Linked DNA regions of Homo sapiens: region 2 is linked to region 1. Evidence: chromatin loops called from intact Hi-C (ENCODE). Cell type or tissue: heart left ventricle. All regions are shown on one strand. Links, peaks and the distances in the headings refer to the core of each region. The heading gives the core; the rest is flanking DNA.

The links. A loop is a pair of places that touch in the nucleus more often than their neighbours do. Peaks named below come from ENCODE experiments on the same cell type or tissue, not always from the same donor. Only the 100,000 strongest peaks of a DNase experiment are listed, where the experiment ranks them.
Region 2: it touches region 1 in a loop (1.8-fold over the local background); 4 of 110 quality-filtered maps call a loop at or near these places.

What each region holds. Positions count from the first base shown.
Region 1 is chr7:137,911,224-137,917,870 of GRCh38, reverse strand. CREB3L2 (cAMP responsive element binding protein 3 like 2) reads left to right here. Exons shown (of 12, transcript NM_194071.4): 3 at 1,859-2,034; 4 at 4,793-4,880. Among named protein-coding and RNA genes, the nearest start is that of CREB3L2-AS1, 39 kb to the left of the region's middle. RefSeq lists an enhancer at 570-619. In heart left ventricle, for the core only: no CTCF peak of the experiment used is centred there; no DNase peak of the experiment used is centred there; H3K27ac peaks cover 597 bases.
Region 2 is chr7:137,963,370-137,970,016 of GRCh38, reverse strand. All of the region lies in intron 1 of CREB3L2 (cAMP responsive element binding protein 3 like 2), which reads left to right. Among named protein-coding and RNA genes, the nearest start is that of CREB3L2-AS1, 13 kb to the right of the region's middle. In heart left ventricle, for the core only: a CTCF peak has its summit at 3,595 (motif pointing right); no DNase peak of the experiment used is centred there; H3K27ac peaks cover 1,107 bases.

The sequences.
Region 1 (6,647 bases), core at 527-5,526:
CACCATAGCACTCAGCAGCCCCACTCTAAAAGCAAAACATCTTCCACCACCTGCCCATCCTGTCTTTATTTCACCTTGGGAAATAAATTGAGGCTGGGATAATTCATCAATTATAAACTGGATTTAAGGGGGAAATCATTCCTCAAATATGAACCTAACATTTTTGTGCTTTAAAGAAGTCACTTATGAAACATAATTTTAATAATCGTAGATTTTAGTTCTTAGTTTCTGTGTCTACCCTTCCCTTCTTCTTAGCGGTTCTAAATGATTGTACCTTTTCATAAGAAAACTGGAGTCACATTCTTGAATGTAAAATAAATTTATAATGTGAACGACTTTGCTCTCCTGACAGTCATGGGTCACTAAGTATGTGAAATGTGGTGTATGTGTGTAAGCATTTTGAGAAAGCAAAGGAGCGTGTCTTTGCTTTATTTTAGCCTCATTTTAGTAAAACTGGTATCAGCTAAGGAACGTTGCCTTTGGCTTGCTTTGTCTTGTTCTGTGGCTGTTTCCAACCCTCTGGTCGTTTCCTTTCCTTCCCTCCTCCCGGCTTTTCCAGGCAGTGCTGAGCGCTAGCTCCAAAGTAACTTGTTAAGAAATACAAATTCTTATTCTTTTAGACTCTGAGAAGAATGTGCATTAAGTGGCAGAGGCACTCTGTCTGTTCCGTCTTGTCTCTCGGTTGTTAGCTATCTCCAGGCCTGGTGATAATCAGGAAAGACAAGACCCAGACTCACCAAGATGCAGCTGTTTTCTCAGGAAGAGTATTTTGTCCATTTCAGCAAAGGGCAGATGGTTATTACAAACCAAAGTCTCCCAAAGGGCTAAGCAGAGTCTCTGAAAGTCTAAGTTAGGTTTAAGGCTAGGTGGGATCACAGTGAAAACAGAAGAGGACAAAAACAAACAAAAAAATGGAGTGAGAAGAAAAAATATCAAAAAACCAAATAACTTTCCTTTGGAGAGAAGGAGAGAGAGACCTACTCACCATGTTCTCTCATCTTCTCCCGTTGGTTACCAACCATTTGCTTGCTTCTCTCTCTCTCTCTGTCGCTCTCGCTGTCACTCGCTCTCGCTCTCGCTCTCACTCTCACTCTCACTCTTGCTTTCTCTCGCTCCCCCTCCCCCTCCCTTCCCTTTCTCTCTCTTTCTTTCTTGACAGGGTCTCACTCTGTTGCCCAGGCTCTGGAGTACAATGATGTGATCACAGCTCACTGAAGCCTCGACTTCCTGGTTTAAGCAATCCTCCTGCCTCAGCCTCCCAAGTAGCTGGGACCACAGATGCTCACCACTGCACCTAGCTAGTTAAAAATTTTTTTTTGTAGAGACAGAGTCTTGCATTGTAGCCCAGGTTGGTGTTGAACTCATGGGCTCAAGCAATTCTCTTGCCTTGGCATCCCAAAGTGCTGGGATTACTTGCGTGAGCCACTGTGCCCGGCTGCTTCTTTCTTTCATGTTTTTAAATGTGCTTATTTATCTATTTTTGAATAGATAATACATTTACATGATTTGACAACCAAAAAGAGTAGCTCATTACATATTCAAAATCCTCCCTCCTATTCTATTCCCCATCAACCCAGGTTTCTTCCTGCCTTTCTCAGGAAGCCAAGTTTCTTTCTTTTCTATGGATTCCTTCCAGAGTTTCTTTAGGCATACTCACATGCAAGCGAATACAAGTATAGATTCTTTCTTTGCTGTTCATATCTATCAATCTTTTCCCTCACATATTTCATTTTCTTTTATTCTACTTTCAATCATCCTTCACTGAGCTTTTTTGGGGAGAAAGACTAGTGGTCGCTTGTTTTGCTTATGCCTGATGCCCTGAACAAGTTCACATGTGTGCTTGTCTTTTTTCCTGCAGATGAGGTGGAAAGTGAGAAATGGTACCTGTCTACAGACTTCCCTTCAACATCCATCAAGACAGAGCCAGTTACAGACGAACCACCCCCAGGACTCGTTCCGTCTGTCACTCTGACCATCACAGCCATCTCCACCCCGTTGGAAAAGGAGGAACCTCCTCTGGAAATGAACACTGGGGTATGCTCAATTTTCGTCTGTTTAAACAGGTTGGATTAAAAGATACAGATAGATCCTCATTCTCCAATAAGGTGTTTAATCTTTTTGGAGTTAGTGGCTGTGTACATTTAAGGACATGCAACTTCATATGTGTGTATATACATATGTATACATTTAATAAGGGTATGTTGATTTGGTGCCAACTTCCTTTAAAGCCATTGTTCGGAAAAAATTAGTAGCTAAGCTGATTTCATTCTCTTTTTGATTACTGTTACAAAATAAAAAACACAGAAAATATCTATGGTAAAAAAAATTTCTCTATGGCACTGATTTTTAAGCAGTGGAAAGGGAGTGATTGAAGTGGTGATGTAATCCATGGCTTACAGTGCATGGCTACTGGGAATGTGAGCTCCTGTGTAATATTTTACTTTCCTAGTGAGATGCTGAGTTGTCCTTACTCAAGTCAGGAATGTCCCACGTATTGATTCATATAATAATATGAATAATATTAACAATATTAATAACATTATAATAATAGTAATAGTAATAATAACACCTATTATTGTGTTACCCGTGGAAAGCATAAGAAATCAGGATTTTTTCCTTACTAGATTCCATGCCTACCGCAAGTAGAATTTAATTCTACTCTACCTTCTTTCTGGATATTTCCAGTGTCTGGCCATGGACCAGCATTGTATTTGTACATCTTCTTGCAAGTGTTGGAAGCCTGTCTTAGCTTCCCTTAAGTTCAAAGCTTCAGGTTATAAACAACAACTTCATTAACATTCCTTAAGTCAGATTTCTTGTGAGCAAGATAGAATGTCTATCTGCAGCCGGGCACGGTGGCTCATGCCTATAATCCCAGCACTTTGGGAGGCGGAAGCTGCAGTGAGCCGAGATCGAGGCACTGCACTCCAGCTTGGGCAACAGAGCAAGACTCTGTCTCAAGAAATAAAAAAAAAGAAAGAAAGAAAAAAAGATGTAGTGTCTACCTGTTCAGAATATGGTAACACAGAATCAGTAGACTCATTAAAGTGTCACTGCTTACTCCCTTGTCAGTCCATCTGTGTAGATGATGAAGGGTTGTAGACAGAGGCCTCTGCAAGTGTGCTAGGATTCCTTTCTCAGTAGCTACCTGAGTCTCTTTATTAGGCTGGGCTCTCTGGTCTATATTAGTCTCCTTGCTCCACAGAATTTTAGTTACTTTATTTATTACTTTTTTTTTTGAAACAGAAGTCTCATTCTGTCACCCAAGCTGGAGTGCAGTGGCATGATGTCAGCCCACTGCAACCTCCGCCTCCCGGGTTCAGTGATTCTTGTGCCTCAGCCTCCCAGGTAGCTGGGATTACAGGCACCAGCCACCACGCCTGGCTAATTTTTGTATTTTTAGTAGAGATGGGGTTTTACCATGTTGGCCACGCTGGTCTCGAACTCCTGACCTCAAGTGACCCGCCCACCTCAGCGTCCCAAAGTGTTGGGATTACAGGCGTGAGCCACATGCCCGGCCTAGTTGAATTATTGTAAAGTATGTAACTAGCAAAGCTCAGAGGCATGGCCTTGCTCCTGTGTATGGGCCAGATAACTTTTCTCCTTTCCCTACCAGGATTTTCGTGATTAGATACCATCAGTCATTAGGAAGCCTTAATAATAACATCATTAATATTAATTATTAATAATTATATTAATTGTATTATAACATTATTAATTATTAATATTAATAAAGTTATATATAAGAGAAAGGATGTGGCTTGGTGCACAGTCCCTACCCCAGGGCAAGCTGGTGGAGGCCTTTGACTCTTTAAAATTTAGTTCCCATTTTCCATGGTGATTGACTCGATTTAAGTGCATTGTGGCTATATGTAATTTACAGGCTGCTTTACGTTGCAGGCAGGGAAAACTCCCAGGCTGGTGTGAGGCTGAACTGGGATAAGAGACCCCCTGGCCCCTCCTTATTCTGCTAAGGTCACCACCTCTTAGAAGGTCTCTTATTTTCTTTCAGTGATCAAATGCACAGTTACGCTCTACAACTAAATTCTGTAGTCTTGGGAATCCTCACCAGTATCAACTATAAGTTGCTTTTTAAAGCCCCCAAAGTGGAGTGAGGATAGGGGGAGTGGAAGCAGTGTTTGGTTCTTACTTTACCCAAACTATGTATAAAGAATAAAGTTAGCAGAATGATGCCACAAAAAAAAAAGTACCAGAATATTTTGTAATAAAATGCCTTTATAGTACTATAAAAACATAGAAAAGAATATTGATATAGTTTTGGGCTTGAGCATTTGGCTTTCAACTTTAGAGTTCTGAGTGTTTTTCTTTTTCTTTTTTTTTCTTTTTTCTTTTTTTTTTTTTTTGAGATAGGGTCTCACTCTGTTACCTAGGCTGGAGTGCAATGGTATGATCACAGCTCGCTGCAGCCTCAAATTCCTGGGTTCAAGTGATTCTCCTGCCTCAGCCTCCCAAGTAGCTGGGACTGCAGGTGCACGCCATCACAACTGGCTAATTTTTGTATTTTTTTGGGGAGACGTTGTCTCACTATGTTACCCAGGGTGGTCTCAAGGAAGTTCTGAAGGTCCTGTCAGCTGTAATGCCAAGTTTGGCAATGAGAAAAAGGTTAAGAACTAAAATGACTCCCTGTCAGGGAAGTTGCCTACACTCAGCTATTCTCCAGGATAGGCAGGGCTGTCCCGAGAGGAAGACACAGGTGACAAATAGCTCTCCTGCATGTGTCTTCAAGGCTGTGATTGGTTTTTAAAAATTGTGTTTGAAATTCTTCCTCCAGGTTGATTCCTCGTGCCAGACCATTATTCCTAAAATTAAGCTGGAGCCTCATGAAGTGGATCAGTTTCTAAACTTCTCTCCTAAAGAAGGTCTGTCTGCCCTCCCTGTGTCCCTTTGGGTTATGGATATGGTCTCTGGGTCTACAGAGAGGGAATATGGCGAGAGAGCTGGGATGAGTTTGTACCACAGATGTTGTAGCTGGCTTTATGAAATAGCTCTGTTCTTAAAAAATAAAAATTTTGCTTCCAAATAAAAATTTTGCAAGCTAACTATTATTTTCCCATATATGCACGTGATTAAATTTCAGCTAAGTGTTACCATACTTTTACTTCTAACCAGGGTGATATTTTTCAAAACTTTTATGGACTGCTACTACAAACACTATCGAACAAGAGAACTGCAGCCCTTATTCATCCAGGCGTGAACCCTACGTAGCCCCACAAATCAACAACCATCTACAAAAGCACCTTGCTTATTTCAAACAACTCTAGTTTCAACTCTTTGTGAAGTAAATTCACAATTAATTATGTGGCCAATTCATTGTTTGTAAACATTGACTTTGAATGACAACTATTGCAAGGAGCCCCCTCTCTATTTGGTCATGTTCATGGTTCACAATTGTGCATCTTTTTGGGCTTCTTGACATCCATCCATTTAGAATTAACACATCCTTGAGGTGATCATACTTTTTTTTTTTTTTTTTTGAGACAGAGTCTCACTCTGTTACCAGGCTGGAGTGCAATGGCACCATCTCGGCTCACTGCAACCTCTGCCTCCCAGGTTCAAGCGATTCTTGTGCCTCAGCCTCCTGAGAAGCTGCAATTACAGGCGTGCACCACCACACCCAGCTAATTTTGGTATTTTTAGTAGAGACGAGGTTTTGCCACATTGGTCAGGCTGGTCTTGAACTCTCAGCCTTAGGCAATCCGCCTGCTTCGGCCTCCTGAAGTCCTGGGATTACAGGCATAAGCCACCACGCCTGGCCAAGGTTGTTATATTTCTATATTTATCTTTCTCTATGTCAGTTTCTTTCTGAGTTTCTCCCTCTTTGTTCTCCTATGAAGCCCATAGTTAGGAATCCTGGATGCAGACCCCTGAGCCTCATGAGGTCTAATGAAGCTCTCTCTGCCTTGCGTATGCAGATTCTCCGGCATACATCCTGCTCTTCTCACTTCTGTGCCTTCACTCATGCCATCACTTCCCTTTTCATTCATACTTTTTATTTATTTATTTTTTGTGTGTGAAACAGGGTCTTACTCTGTTGCTCAGGCTGGAGTGTAGTAGTGCCATCATGGCTCATGGCAACCTCAACCTCATGGGTTCAAGCGATTCTCCCACCTCAGCCTCCCAAGTAGCGGGGACTGCAGACATGCACCACCACGCCCAGCTAAATTTTGTATTTTTTGTAGAGATAGGGTTTCACCATGTTGCCCAGGCTGGTCTGAAACTCCTGAGCTCAAGTGATCCTCCCATCTTGGCCTCCCAAAGTGTTAGGATTAAAGGCATGTGCCACCTCACCCGGTCCCATTCATACTTTCAGTACAAATTTCAAAGTACAGTTCACTACTGTGGTCAACAAATAAGAAATTGGCTTATACAGTTGTCACCGAAAAGGTATATTTGCTACGGTATATAAATGTGAGGATGTTTACATATGAGCACTTCTCATGAAAATATCGTCTGTCTTCATTCCATTAGAAACTAACTCAGGATTTGGTTTGTAACAATGTAATCAGGGCTGGCCCTTTATTTGCCTTTATTATCAATAAAGAAAGGATTAAATTTTAAAAGTTAATAATACTTAGTGAAATAATACTTAGTAAATAATACTTATTTACTTAGTAAAAGTTAATACT
Region 2 (6,647 bases), core at 1,055-6,054, 52 kb before region 1:
ACTTATTATGCAAATTAAAATACCCTGGGCATCTGGAAAACATTTGTTTCTTAGGTTGTGCCTATTTCATAATTTCTTTTCTTTTTTATTTTGAAAAAGTTCAAACCTGAGAAAGGTTGTAAAAATAATACAGTCAAGACATATATCATTTGACTAAATCCATCAGTTGCTAATATTTTACCATATTAACTTATTTTTCTGTCTTTCTGCGTATGTGTATGTTGTGTGTGTGTGTGTGTGTGTGTGTGTGTGTGTTTGATGACCCTTGAAAGTTAGTTGAGACATTATGACATTTCATCTCTAAATACTTTAGCTGGTATCTTTGAAAAAAAAAAATTCTGCTAAACAACCTCAATGAAAATCATAGGCCGGACGCGGTGGCTCACGCCTGTAATCCCAGCACTTTGGGAGGCTGAGGCAGGTGGATCATGAGGTCAGGAGATTGAGACCATCCCGGTTAACATGGTGAAATCCCGTCTCTACTAAAAAATACAAAAAAAAAATTAGCCGGGTGTGATGGCGGGCGCCTGTAGTCCCAGCTACTTGGGAGGCTGAGGCAGGAGAATGGCATGAACCCGGGAGGCGAAGCTTGCAGTGAGCCGAGTTCGTGCCATTGCACTCCAGCCTGGGCGACGGCATGAGACTCTGTCTCAAAAAAAAAAAAAAAAAAAAAAAAGAAGATCATAATGCTCAAAAAAATTTTACATTAATACACTGCTATTATCTAAGGCATTCATGTTCAAATTGCCCTAGTTGTCCCCAAAATGTCCTTTATAGCCACCTCTTTTTCTGATCCAATTTATCAAAAAGGAAACTTAGCTTTTATGATTTGTAATCTTGATATCATCATGCACATTCTCTTCTCAGACTGGGAACAGTTTTCTTTGGCTTAACTAGGAGACCAGGGATCTTGCTGGAGTTCCAGATTTGAGCTCTCTGCCCTTCCTGACTAAGCAGCCCCACAGTGTCCTCACTTGACACATGCTGTTTTATGGGGCGCCACGTCTTCTTCGTTCCTTCTCTCTCCTCTGATCCACTTTTTTCCTTGACCCTATTCTTCTCCTTCGTTTCTTTCTTCCTCATTTTCTTTTTGCCCCTTCTCACTTTCTTCCTTCTTTTCTCCAACCCCCTAGGACACACACAAGACTTGTTCTTATGTGCTGTAATTGGAAGTTGTAAATCAATGGGGTTGAAGGTGGGAGCCACCAAATTGGATTCATTTATGAGTTGGGATAGAGAGTTGGTGGCGGGCCTGAGCTGATGGTATACTGGGGACTGATCCAGCTGTACCCCCCATTGGAGGAGGTTCAGCTGGCTTGAAACAGTGTGAGGCTGAGAGGATACAAGAGTGGCCAGCTCCACTATTCACAGTAGCAAAGACTTGGAACCAACCCAAATGTCCATCAATGATAGACTGGATTAAGAAAATGTGGCACATATACACCATGGAATACTATGCAGCCTTAAAGAAGGATGGGTTCATGTCCTTTGCAGGGACATGCATGAAGCTAGAAACCATCATTCTCAGTAAAATATCACAAGGACAGAAAACCACACGCTGCATGTTCTCACTCGTAAGTGGGAGTTGAACGTTGAGAACACATGGACAAAGGGAGGGGAACATCACATACTGGGGCCTGTTGGGGAGTCTGGGGCTGGGGGATGGATAGCGTTGGGAGAAATACCTAATGTAAATGACAACTTAATGGGTGCAGCAAACCCACATGGCACATGTATACCTATGTAACAAACCTGCACGTTGTGCACATGTACCCTAGGACTTAAAGTATAATTAAAAAAAAAAAAAAGAGTAGCTAGCTCCAGTCCAGGGCAACATCAGCTGTGGAGGACAAGGAAGGGATGGGGTGTGCCAAAATGGGGTAGAAACGACGCTGTGTTGTATTGGAAAGAAAATAGACTTTAAAGTCAGAAAGAAAGGTGAAAATAGCAAGCTTTTACTGACTGGCTGTGTGATCTTGGGAAGGTTATTTAACTCCCTAAGTCTTGTGTGCTTCAACCACAAATGGGAAGAGTATAACCTACCTTGCAGCATTGTGTTGAGGATTAGGGATAATGCGTATTAAAGCAGAGATCCTGGCACACGGTGGTGCTCAGTCAACAGTGGCTGTTAGGTATTTACATGGTGTCCCAGGAAGTGGATGGGGCATCACAGTGAGGGGAGGTGATGGTTGGAAGTTCATGCAGGTGGCCAACATGAGGCTGAGCTGCCAGTGGTTAGAAGGATCTTAGGAATGCAGTGCAGGGCAGGCTTCCTGTTCCTGGGAGGGAAACTTGTGAGTCAGTTTCCAGCGATCGGGAGCAGGGGCCACAGGAACACTCCAGTTCAGAGACATGGGGCTTGGTGTCTGGGAGAGAATCGAAGAGCCAGAACCAAACTGTCTGATCAGGTTCAAATCAATAGCAAGGGCACTTGCGGCTGAGTCATCCGGAGTATCTCTTGTTTTGGGTTAGCATTAGGGAGAAGCTAGGGTTGGGGGAGTGACTGTGGGAGGAGGGCTGGGACTCAAGCTAAGCCTAGTGTTTGTTCTCCTTTTACATCCGCTAGTAGTGTGGTGACCATGATAACATTCCAGAGGCTCTTTTCTTCCTGAGTCCTTGGCCCAAAGTTAGGTAAATTGTCTCTAGGTAGATAATGATGTCCCGATAATGAGCTCAGAGTCCAAACTGCTAGGCTGATGGAGATTCACTCACCTTTTGCCTTGGTCTGCTCAGGCCACCTTAACAAAGTACCATAGACTGGGTGGCTTAAACAGCAGACGTTTATTTCTTACAGCTCTGGAGACTGAAAGTCTGAGATCAGTGTGCCAGCATAGTTGAGCTCTGGTGAGCGCCCGCTTCCTGACTTGCAGACAGCTGCCTTCTTTCTGTGTCCTCACAGGGCAAAGAGGAGTGGGAAGGAGAGGAAGGGAGAAAGAGAGAAGACTGAGAGAGAGAGAAGAAGGGGAGAGAGAGCAAGCTTTCTGGGCTGTTCTTATAAGGGCACTAATCCCATCATGGGAACCCCACCTCATGACGTCATGTAAACCTCCCAGAGGCCCCATCTCCAAATACTATCACATTGGGGGTTAGGGATTCAATATATGAATTTTAGGGGGACACACTTTCAGTTCATAACACCCTCCTTCCATGCCCTCATTCCCAGACACTTGAGAATCCATGTGTAATGAGAGTGTTACCTTGAGGAGTATGCGGCTCCTGCGTATTATATGGAGGCAGAGACAAGGATTCAGAAGCACAGTTCTAGCAGCTTGTCAGTAAGCCACTGCAGGGGAGCTTTGATGAACTCTCATATGGCATAGGTCCTTCCTTTCTACCTACGATTTTTCTTTTTAAAATTTCCTTATTATTTTTATTTGAGAGGCATGAACATGAGGCAAAATATGTTATTTCCTGTTCTTTGTAAAATCTCCAAATTGAGCTGTCTGTAGTCAAAAGTGAGGTAATCTTCTTCTTTTATCCAAAAGATTAACTTATTCTGAGCTTTCCTTCTATCTGAGTCGTGGCTAGGATCAACATACACTTCTTAAATATTCCAATTCCATATCAAGGATAGTGCTCCTCCTTCTCCCTGAGCCACTGGAGGGAGCACCAATGTATTAACAGTTTTCTTTGTTGACTGAATTTGCTTTTTTTAACCTGCTTTCTGAAAGTGCATCACATTACCATCCAAACTTATTGGACATAATTTTTTAAAGTATGTAAGCAAGTAACATATAATCTATTTTACAAATTATGCAGTAAGACATAGTGGGATATAATTTAAGAAGATGCAACTAGCCCTTATTTTTCCACTCTCTGGAGGAATTTCATAACTTTTCACATGTTTGCACTTCCTGTCTCTGATCTGTATCTTCTTTGGCTCCTCTGTCTTGATGCCCCTCCCAACTTCTGTTCACCTAAGTCCTTGATGCCATCAGTGAACATCAGATTCCTTCTTTGGAAGACCAGTGGTTCTCAGAGTGTGCTTTATGGACCAGCAAAGCATACGAGAACTTGGTAGAAAGACATATTCTTGGGCCCCACTGCAGACCTACTGAATTAGAAACTCTAGGGTGAGATGCACCCATTGTGTTTTAATAAACTCTCCAGGTGATTGTGATACACCCTCAGGTTTAAGCATTCCTGCCCTAGAGGAGGAGGCTAGATTCAGTAGGTGTTTCTCCCAGTTGCCCATTTTGACATAAATAATAGCACTTTGTTTTGCTCCTCCTCAGGCATAGAATCCCATAGTTTTAAGTGGAGTGGGATTTTGAGTGGACGTTACCCTGGTCAACTCTCTTTACCGTAGAAGAGAGAGCTTTGCAGATAGTTGCAGTGTTTGGCTGGAGAACCTAGGGCTTTCTATGTCCTTGCTTATAACATGGGCTGTGTCACTTCCTTGAAACTTTAATCAGTGCTTCCTGAGACCAGGGTTCTTTGTAAAATAACTTAAGGAAGTATTCCAGAAGAACCAATAGCATTGGTCTACTCACCTGTGTGTTCTATTAACATTTTAATATTAACAATATTCTGATATTTCAGATGTAGATTGCAAAGCCTCACAATCAAGGGGCTTTTGTCATTGATTCGATTTAATTATCCTAAGGGAAAAAATGGAATGCTTAAACTAGCAAAAGTTCACGTTTCTGTCTTTTTGGCCATGTTTTCCTCAACGAGTGTAAATATATTTGTGCGCATGTGTGTTGATACTGCGTGTTGGAAAGACAGAAGGAGACAGACTAAATTTCTGTTTATAGAAAAATCGTAAGTAATCTGAGGAAGCAGTAATTACTGGAGTTGGCAACAGTTTGAGCACTATCCTGTCCCTTGATCTAACTCTGGCTTTAGAGATAGTTGAATTTAGAATGTTACCTTATGGGCAGTTTCTTTATCTATTTTGTTTCCCCGGTTGGACAATCTCTGTAGTAGAACTAGAGTTTGGTCACTACTTGTATTAGTCTGTTCTTACGCTGCTGATAAAGACATACCTGAGTCTGGGTAATTTATAAAGAAAAAGAGGTTTCATGGACTCACAATTCCACGTGGTTGGCGGAAGGCAAAAGGCACGTCTTACGTGGTGGCAGACGAGATAATTGAGAGCCAAGCAAAAGAGGTTTCCCCTTATAAAACCATCAGATCTCATGAGATGTATTCACTACCATGAGAACAGTATGGGTGAAACCGCCTCCATCATTCAATTATCTCCTTCCAGGTCCCTCCCACAACATGTGGGAATTATGGGAGCTCAATTCAAGGTGAGATTTGGGTGGGAACAAAGCCAAACCATATCACTACTGGATTATGACTCTCTATAATTTGAAAAGAATGGTAGAATTTAAAGAATTTGAAAGCAGTCCGTTTGTTTTCAATATTGGATTGTTCAATATTGATTACCTTGCATATCATGCTTGTTCCCTCCCCATCTTTGTGGGAGTGCAGGAGGCACAAAGAAAGCCTTTAACTGAATGATCTGGTTTTTCTAGATGGCTTAACATTTTTGTATTTGATGGGTCAATAGCCTTGGGTGCTTTAGTCTAGATGCTGAGTGCTCAAAAGGCTAAACACGGAGGAAAACATTCCCCTGTCGAAACACATGATTGATTTGGTAGTGACAAGTGTTTTGGGAGCCAGAGACATGCTAGTGGGTTAAGCAAGGGTTTGTTTGTTTGTTTGTTTGTTTTGCTTTGTTTTGTTTGTTTTGAGAGGAAGTCTCGCTCGTGTCCCCTAGGCTGGAGTGCGATGACATGATCTTGGCTCATTGCAACCTCCATCTCCTGGGTTCAAGTGATTCTCCTGCCTCAGCCTCCCAAGTAGCTGGGATTGCAGGTGCCTGCCACCACGCCTGGCTAATTTTTGTATTTTTAGTAGAGACAGGGTTTCACCATGTTGGCCAGGCTGGTCTACGAACTCCTGACCTCAGGTGATCCGCCCGCCACGACCTCCCAAAGTGCTGGGATTACAGGCGTGAGCCACCGCGCCTGGCCGCAAGTGTTTCTTTAACATGGCCATCTTAAAAGGGATAAAGGATCTTCTAGGAATTTATTTCAGCTGAAAACAGATTGTGATACATTCTTACTTTGGTGTTGTCATCATTTGTTCATTTCTATTTTTTCTTTCTTTCTTCAACAGATATGTCAAATACTATCCTAACATTGAACAAAATAAGTTGTTTAAAAAAAAACACCAAAATAAAAAAGGCAATAACTATTTTTAAACTTATAAAAACAAATCAAGTTTGGCTTGACATAATTATCCCTGGACATAATTATCCCTGCTTCGGCAATTTAGGGAAGAGGATTTCAAGATTTCAAAAGATCCTGGGGGAAAATTAGGTAAGCTCCATGGCCAGAGACTCTAATATAAATACAGTTCGTGAAGGAGGAAGTTAGAAAAACATTTAAATTTAATCCAGTAAAAATGAACAATAAAAACAAAGATGGGAGGGGTGGATCATGATACCAGAGAGTGACTAGAGACATTTTGCTCAGAATTTAAAATAATGTATCCAGAAGCTAGAAAGATTGATGTTTACCTTAGGATAAATACAAAATGGCGTGAATTAGAAATCAGTTTAAGGACTAACAAAGTCAAGTACGAGGTGCCTGAAAACTAGAAAGAAGTGAATACCGTACTGGTTTTTGAAAAGG